2 separate regions of the Homo sapiens genome follow, and region 1 is linked to region 2. A link is an interaction called in ENCODE POLR2A ChIA-PET data of the cell type or tissue named here. Cell type or tissue: A673. All regions are shown on one strand. Links, peaks and the distances in the headings refer to the core of each region. The heading gives the core; the rest is flanking DNA. Region 1 overlaps LOC124903677 (a long non-coding RNA gene). Region 2 holds the start of ORAI3 (ORAI calcium release-activated calcium modulator 3).

Evidence for each region. ChIA-PET counts read pairs that join two places held together with the same protein. Peaks named below come from ENCODE experiments on the same cell type or tissue, not always from the same donor. Only the 100,000 strongest peaks of a DNase experiment are listed, where the experiment ranks them.
Region 1: POLR2A ChIA-PET joins it to region 2 with 12 read pairs; 3 of 35 experiments call an interaction of 5 or more read pairs at or near these places.

The regions. Positions count from the first base shown.
Region 1 is chr16:30,539,434-30,542,332 of GRCh38, forward strand. It overlaps LOC124903677 (a long non-coding RNA gene), which reads right to left. Exons shown (of 2, transcript XR_007065050.1): 2 at 1,679-2,342. Among named protein-coding and RNA genes, the nearest start is that of ZNF747-DT, 5.8 kb to the left of the region's middle. RefSeq lists an enhancer at 1,467-2,112 and a silencer at 2,075-2,369. In A673, for the core only: no CTCF peak of the experiment used is centred there; no DNase peak of the experiment used is centred there.
Region 2 is chr16:30,947,892-30,950,790 of GRCh38, forward strand. It overlaps FBXL19 (F-box and leucine rich repeat protein 19), which reads left to right. Exons shown (of 11, transcript NM_001382779.1): 11 at 1-892. ORAI3 (ORAI calcium release-activated calcium modulator 3) reads left to right here and starts at 1,177. Exons shown (of 2, transcript NM_152288.3): 1 at 1,177-1,626. The coding sequence starts at 1,399. RefSeq lists silencers at 603-852, 1,223-1,482, 1,523-1,572 and enhancers at 1,496-2,014, 2,303-2,532, 2,533-2,899. In A673, for the core only: no CTCF peak of the experiment used is centred there; DNase peaks (open chromatin) are centred at 470 and 1,180; H3K4me3 peaks cover 1,738 bases; H3K27ac peaks cover 991 bases.

The DNA.
Region 1 (2,899 bases), core at 152-2,651, 410 kb before region 2:
AGGAACACAGGCCCGCTGGGCAACAGGAAGCAGGGGTGGGCCTCGTTGTGGGAGAAGTGGGTGCTATACCAGCTGCGGGCAAAGGGTCACTCCCCGGAGTACCTGAGGCCTGGCTGAAGGTACTGGCGAAGTGTGGCTGCACTGGGGACAGGAATGAGGTGCTGAGTGAGTGCCAGATGTTGAGGCCGGGCAGAGACTGCAGATTTGGGGAAGGTCTGGCTACAGGGAGCCTTGGCCAAAGGCTCAGAGACCAGGTCAGTGTTTCTGACACCAAGGGCTTATGACAGCTCCCAAATAGACTCCTGCTGGTCCCTTCCAAATGTGTCATTTTTCTGAGTGGCCATTGGGAAACTGCTGATTCATAACTTACCTCTGGCCCTGTCAACTCCTCAAGGCCTACTCATATTCAGGTGACAGAATCAACCTTCACAACAGCAGCATTCAGATGGGTACCCCTGGGAGCCACCCTCATCCCCCACCCCCAGACAGTGCTGGCCAACTGAGGAGCTCACCAGGCAGTGACATTCCCACACACCTCAAGGCCAACCAGAGGAGCCACCATCAACTACACAGGCAGCTGTTCCAGGGCCTGGGGGCCTGGAGACAGAAAGGTGAACTTTCTTCATCCTAAATTTGAATTCACACACTGCCACTGAATGGGCCGATTCATAGCACAGCCTGACTGTAGTCCCATGGGATGTCACCAGTCAAATTAAGTGCTGGGCGCGGTGCCTCACGCCTGTAATCCCAGCACTTTGGGAGGCCAAGGAGGGCAGATCACCTGAGATCAGGAGTTCAAGAGCAGCCTGACCAACATGGTGAAACCCCATCTCTACAAAAAATACAAAAATTAGCTGGGTGTGGTGGCACATGCCTGCAATCCCAGCTACTCCAGAGGCTGAGGAAGGAGAATGGTGCGAACCCGGAAGGCGGAGGTTGCAGTGAGCCGAGATCACACCACTGCACCCGAGCCTTGGTGACAGAGTGAGACTCTATCTTTAAAAAAAAAAAAAGGCCGGGCACAGTGGCTCACACCTGTAATCTCAGCACTTTGGGAGGCTGAGGCGGGCCGATCAACTGAGGTCGGGAGTTTGAGACCAGCCTGACCAACATGGAGAAACCCCATCTCTACTAAAAATACAAAATTAGCCAGTCGTGGTGGCGCATGCCTGTAATCCCAGCTACTCAGGAGGCTGAGGCAGGAGAATCACTTGAACCCGGGAGGCAGAGGTTGCGGTGAGCCAAGATCGCACCATTGCACTCTAGCCTCGGCAACAAGAGCAAAACGCCATCTCAAAAAAAAAAAAAAGAAAGAAAGAAAGAAAAGAAGCCCAGTCTCGGTCAGGTGTGGTGCCTCACACCTGTAACCCCAGCACTTTGTGAGCCTGACGGGGGCAGATCACTTGAGGTCAGGAGTTCATTACCAGCCTGGCCAACATGGTGAAACCCCGTCTCTACTAAAAAACAATTAAAAATTAGCCGGGTGTGGTGGCAGGTGCCTGTAATCCCAGCTACTCAGGAGGCTGAGGCAGGAGACTCACTTGAACCTGGGAGGTGGAGGCTGCAGTGAGCAGAGATCACACCACTGCCCTCTAGCCTGGGCAACAGAGCAAGACTCCGTCTCAAAAAAAAAATTGTAGCAGGACGAGCCGCAGACAAGAACCCCTCAGACACCAAGTTGTGAAAGGCAAGGGCTTTATTCAGCTGGGAGCATCGGCGGATTCATGTCTCCAAAAACCGAGCTCCCCGAGTGAGCAATTCCTGTCCTTTTTAAGGGCTCACATCTCTGAGGGGGTAATGATTGATTGAACAAACAGTGGGTACGTGACTGGGGGCTGCATGCACAGGTAATCAGAACGGAACAGAACAGGACTGGGATTTTCACAATGCTTTTCTATACAATGTCTGGCAATCTATAGATAACACAAGCAGTTAGGTCAGGGGTTGATTTTTAACCAGGGTGCAGTGCTGGGCTATCTGCCTGTGGATTCCATTTCTGCCTTTTAGTTTTTACTTCTTCTTTCTTTGGAGGCAGAAATTGGGCATAAGACAATATGAGGGGTGGTCTCCTCCCTTAAAGTGAGAAAGAGAAGGTCAAGATGCCAGGCTCCAGGGAATGTCATAAATTCAGGTCAGCAAAAATGAGTCACACCAGGAGTAAGGAACATATAAATAGCATTCCTTCCTCAACAAAATATCCTCTTCCAGCTGGGACGGAGACGTCATCCCCTCTTCTCCCCTTTCTGCCTTTCTCTTAGGCTTCCTCCTTCCTGGGGATCCTGGGCATTTTGACTCACAGCTGGGCCTCCTCCTACTCCCAGGAGATGAGGGTGTAAGGTCAGCTGAGAGAAAGGAAAAATAGACCTAAAGTTAGGCAGGCAACTTTTTATTAATCTGCCAGCTGCTCCCCTAATAGAGAGGAAGCAGCCCCAAGCTTACAGAATGAGGGGTTTATATTGGGGAGGGGAGTTTGAGGGAGTTCTTTGGTATGGCCGCATCTCGGGGTTGTTTGCTGGTTAATTTTTCTACATATTACCTTGTGACGTTTATTACAGGAGGGTGTAGGTAAAGTTTGTTTATGTTTCCCACAACCTCCCCCTGTGCGGTGTGGATGATTTGTACCTGGGGTTTGCTTATTGCAGCAAGGTCTGATAAGTGAAGTCTGCTGGCTTCACCGCGGCACCTAGATAAGGGCTTAGAAATGTAAAGAGGCTTGGGGGAAGGGTGGGCAGCACCAAGAAGCTTTCTTGGGCAGTTTGTCCCTAACATTCCAGCCCTTTAATAGGTAATAGAAGAGGGGTGCCATTGTCTGGCTGCTTCTTGCTGGGAAGGGGCGACGGTTGTGGGGGAAGGCTGGACAGTAGGGACTACAGTTTTTGGAGCCATTGGTATTCCTGGA
Region 2 (2,899 bases), core at 151-2,650:
AAAACGGCAGCTATTGCAAGGAGTGGGGGCCGCGGGCAGCCGCTCTTCAGCTCGCGGCCCAGGGGAGTGGCGAGGGGCGCCCCAACCCCCTGCCCGCCTCTCCGCACAATACTTGAACATTCATCTGTACTGAAGTGTTACTTGAACCGGGGGAATCTCGGACCTGGGGGAGCCGGGGTGTGAGGGGACTGGACCAGCTTGGACTGAGACCTGAGACCGGGCCGGTGGGCGCCCATTTGGGACTGCGCCACCCCCAGGCTTGTTCTTGTTTTACTGTATTGAGCGGCGGCACCCGCCGGACCCGCATTATGGCTGGGGGCGCCAGCCCAAGAATGGGGACCATGGGACTCCTCCAGCCTGGCTCTTCCCACTCTTTCATCGTCATGGAAACTTGTATCCCATTTGCCCAGGGAACTGCCACTCCTGGTTGCCATGGAAATAGCAGCCAACGGACACCTCCCGATGCCAGTGCTAAGGCTGGAAATGGCCCCCTCTTAGTTGCCATGGGAACCTAGTAACAGACTCTGCTGGCCCTCCTTCCCTGCCCCTTCCTCGAGCGCGGGGTGGGGCTTCGGGACCCCGGGGATGAGCCGGGCCAGGTCCCGCCCCTCCGCGCAGGCCTCCGGGGGGCCGGGGCTTACCATGTAGGGGAGGGGAGATCTATCCACATACCTCAGGTAACAGGGAGGTGCGCGGGTGGGGGGAGGGCTGGGCGGACCAAAGGCCGGAGGGGTGGGGCCTGGGGATAGCGAGAGGCTTGAGAATGGGGCCGCTTGGGGGAGGGAAGAGGCAGCCCGGCGAGGGGCAAGCGGGGGACCCAGCCGGGCTGGGCCCCTGGGCCCCGGGTCTGTACAATACGGTTTGCTATAAAACTCAAAATCTTCCAGCCGGGGCTGCGGAGTTCGTGTGTGTATCTGCGGGGTCCCTACCTACAGATGAGTGGGCTCACCTCTCCTGGACTCATTTTGGGAGGGATTTGGAAGTGTGGACACCTGGGGTGTCCAGCTGTACCTTGGAGGGGGCTGGGGTTGGCGTGCACCTCGGTGGGGTCCGGGCGCTTGGATAACGTTCTTGGTGGGTAGGGGTCGCGGGGAATCTCTGCGGGCCCGGGACTGCGGGGACTTGGTCCCCGGCTCCACCCCATCATGTGGCTAGCCCCGGCTCCGCCTCTGTCCCAGTTCCTGTTTTGGCCTCCGCTGTCCCGCTCCGGCTCCTGGGGCTCCCCGCAGACGCTGCTTTTCTTGCTCCACTGGGGGTGCCTCTTCCTGGGCGCCCGCCGCCTGCATCCTGCTCGTCCTGTCTGGGAATGGGGCCGCCCCCGGGCTTGGGCCGGCCCGGCTGGGGCCCCCGAGGCGCTTCCGCCCCGTAGTGACCGCCTGGTGCCGCCCCCCCCCCAGGATGAAGGGCGGCGAGGGGGACGCGGGCGAGCAGGCCCCGCTGAACCCTGAGGGCGAGAGCCCTGCAGGCTCGGCCACGTACCGGGAGTTCGTGCACCGCGGCTACCTGGACCTCATGGGGGCCAGTCAGCACTCGCTGCGGGCGCTCAGCTGGCGCCGCCTCTACCTCAGCCGGGCCAAGCTCAAAGCTTCCAGCCGCACGTCTGCCTTGCTCTCGGGCTTCGCCATGGTGAGGGGCCGGGAGGGGTCACACCCGGTGGGGCAGAGCAAGTGGGGGGCACAGGTCGGGGGGGGGGCGAAGTAAACAGGTCCCAAGGGAGACAGGTTAAAGGGGGCTTTCGTCAAAGGGGGAAGGAACAAGGTCCCGCGGGACTGAGCAAGTCCCTTCTTACGGATGTGTGTGTACAGGGGACCCCAGGAGACGGGGCCACCGGAGGACACGAAAGTCCTAAAGGTGTCGTAGTGGGAGTGGGGTGAACAAATCGCTGGTGGGGTTGACTGCAACAGTGAGGCAGAGTGGTCCAGATGGAGCCTGTACCTGGCAGAAGTGGTTCCTAAGTCCCAGTGCCAGCTTCAAAGGCAGGTCAGCTGGGTGGGGGCTGCATCAACAGGTGGGGGGCTCGAGATGGATTAGCTGGGTGGAAGGGTCACCCAGCTGAAGGTGGGCCCGTCCCAGGGAAGGTGGCCACTCTCCAGCGGGCCCAAGGGGTGCTAGTGTCAACCAGGAAAACTGACAAGAGATCATGCCCGGGAGGGAACCGCTGGGGAAGGAGGCTGATGAGGAAACTGATAAGCGAGTCTCAAGCTGATAAACCCCAGGTGCAGGAGGACGGTGTTGGCTAACGGTCTGCCCCAGCAGTGGCCTCACAGGAAGTGGGATGGAGGGAGGTCCCAGGGTGAGGATCAGCAGACACAGTCCTGGCTCCTCCCTGCTTGTGGCCAGCTGTGTGACCCTGGACAGGCCTCCACCCCGCTTGCAAGCCAGTGGGAAACTGAGATCATGGAGGGTGCGCCCTCTGTAGCCAGCCAAGTAACCGCCCCAGGGTGAGCCAGGCATGTCAGAGCAGGTCACGTACCAAGGATGGCTCAGACTAGCCTGCTAATTGGACAGGTGTGGAAAGTAAAAGCCTTGCCTCTGGGCAGGAGCGAATGAACTGGGACCCAGGGTTGCTGCTCTGTTAGTCTGGGGTTGCCCCACCATCACCCCAGGAAAAAGGAGAAAGTGAGCTGCAGGAGGTACTTTGGGGAACGCACTCCTGTGGGGGTGGATATCAGAGGCGGTTGGGGTGGGGACCATGGCGCTAGGGGATCTGGGCTAGTCCCTGCCCTGTCTGTGCCACAACCTCCATATTTGAACAATGACAGGGAAACTCTCTAACCCTAAGGGTCATCATAAGCCTATGGTCTTCTATGTGGGGTCCCAGAATCCACAGACCAGCTTACCTTTCATGATGGGGGCATCACCTAGGGACAGGATGTTGGCTCCCCTTCATCTGCACAGC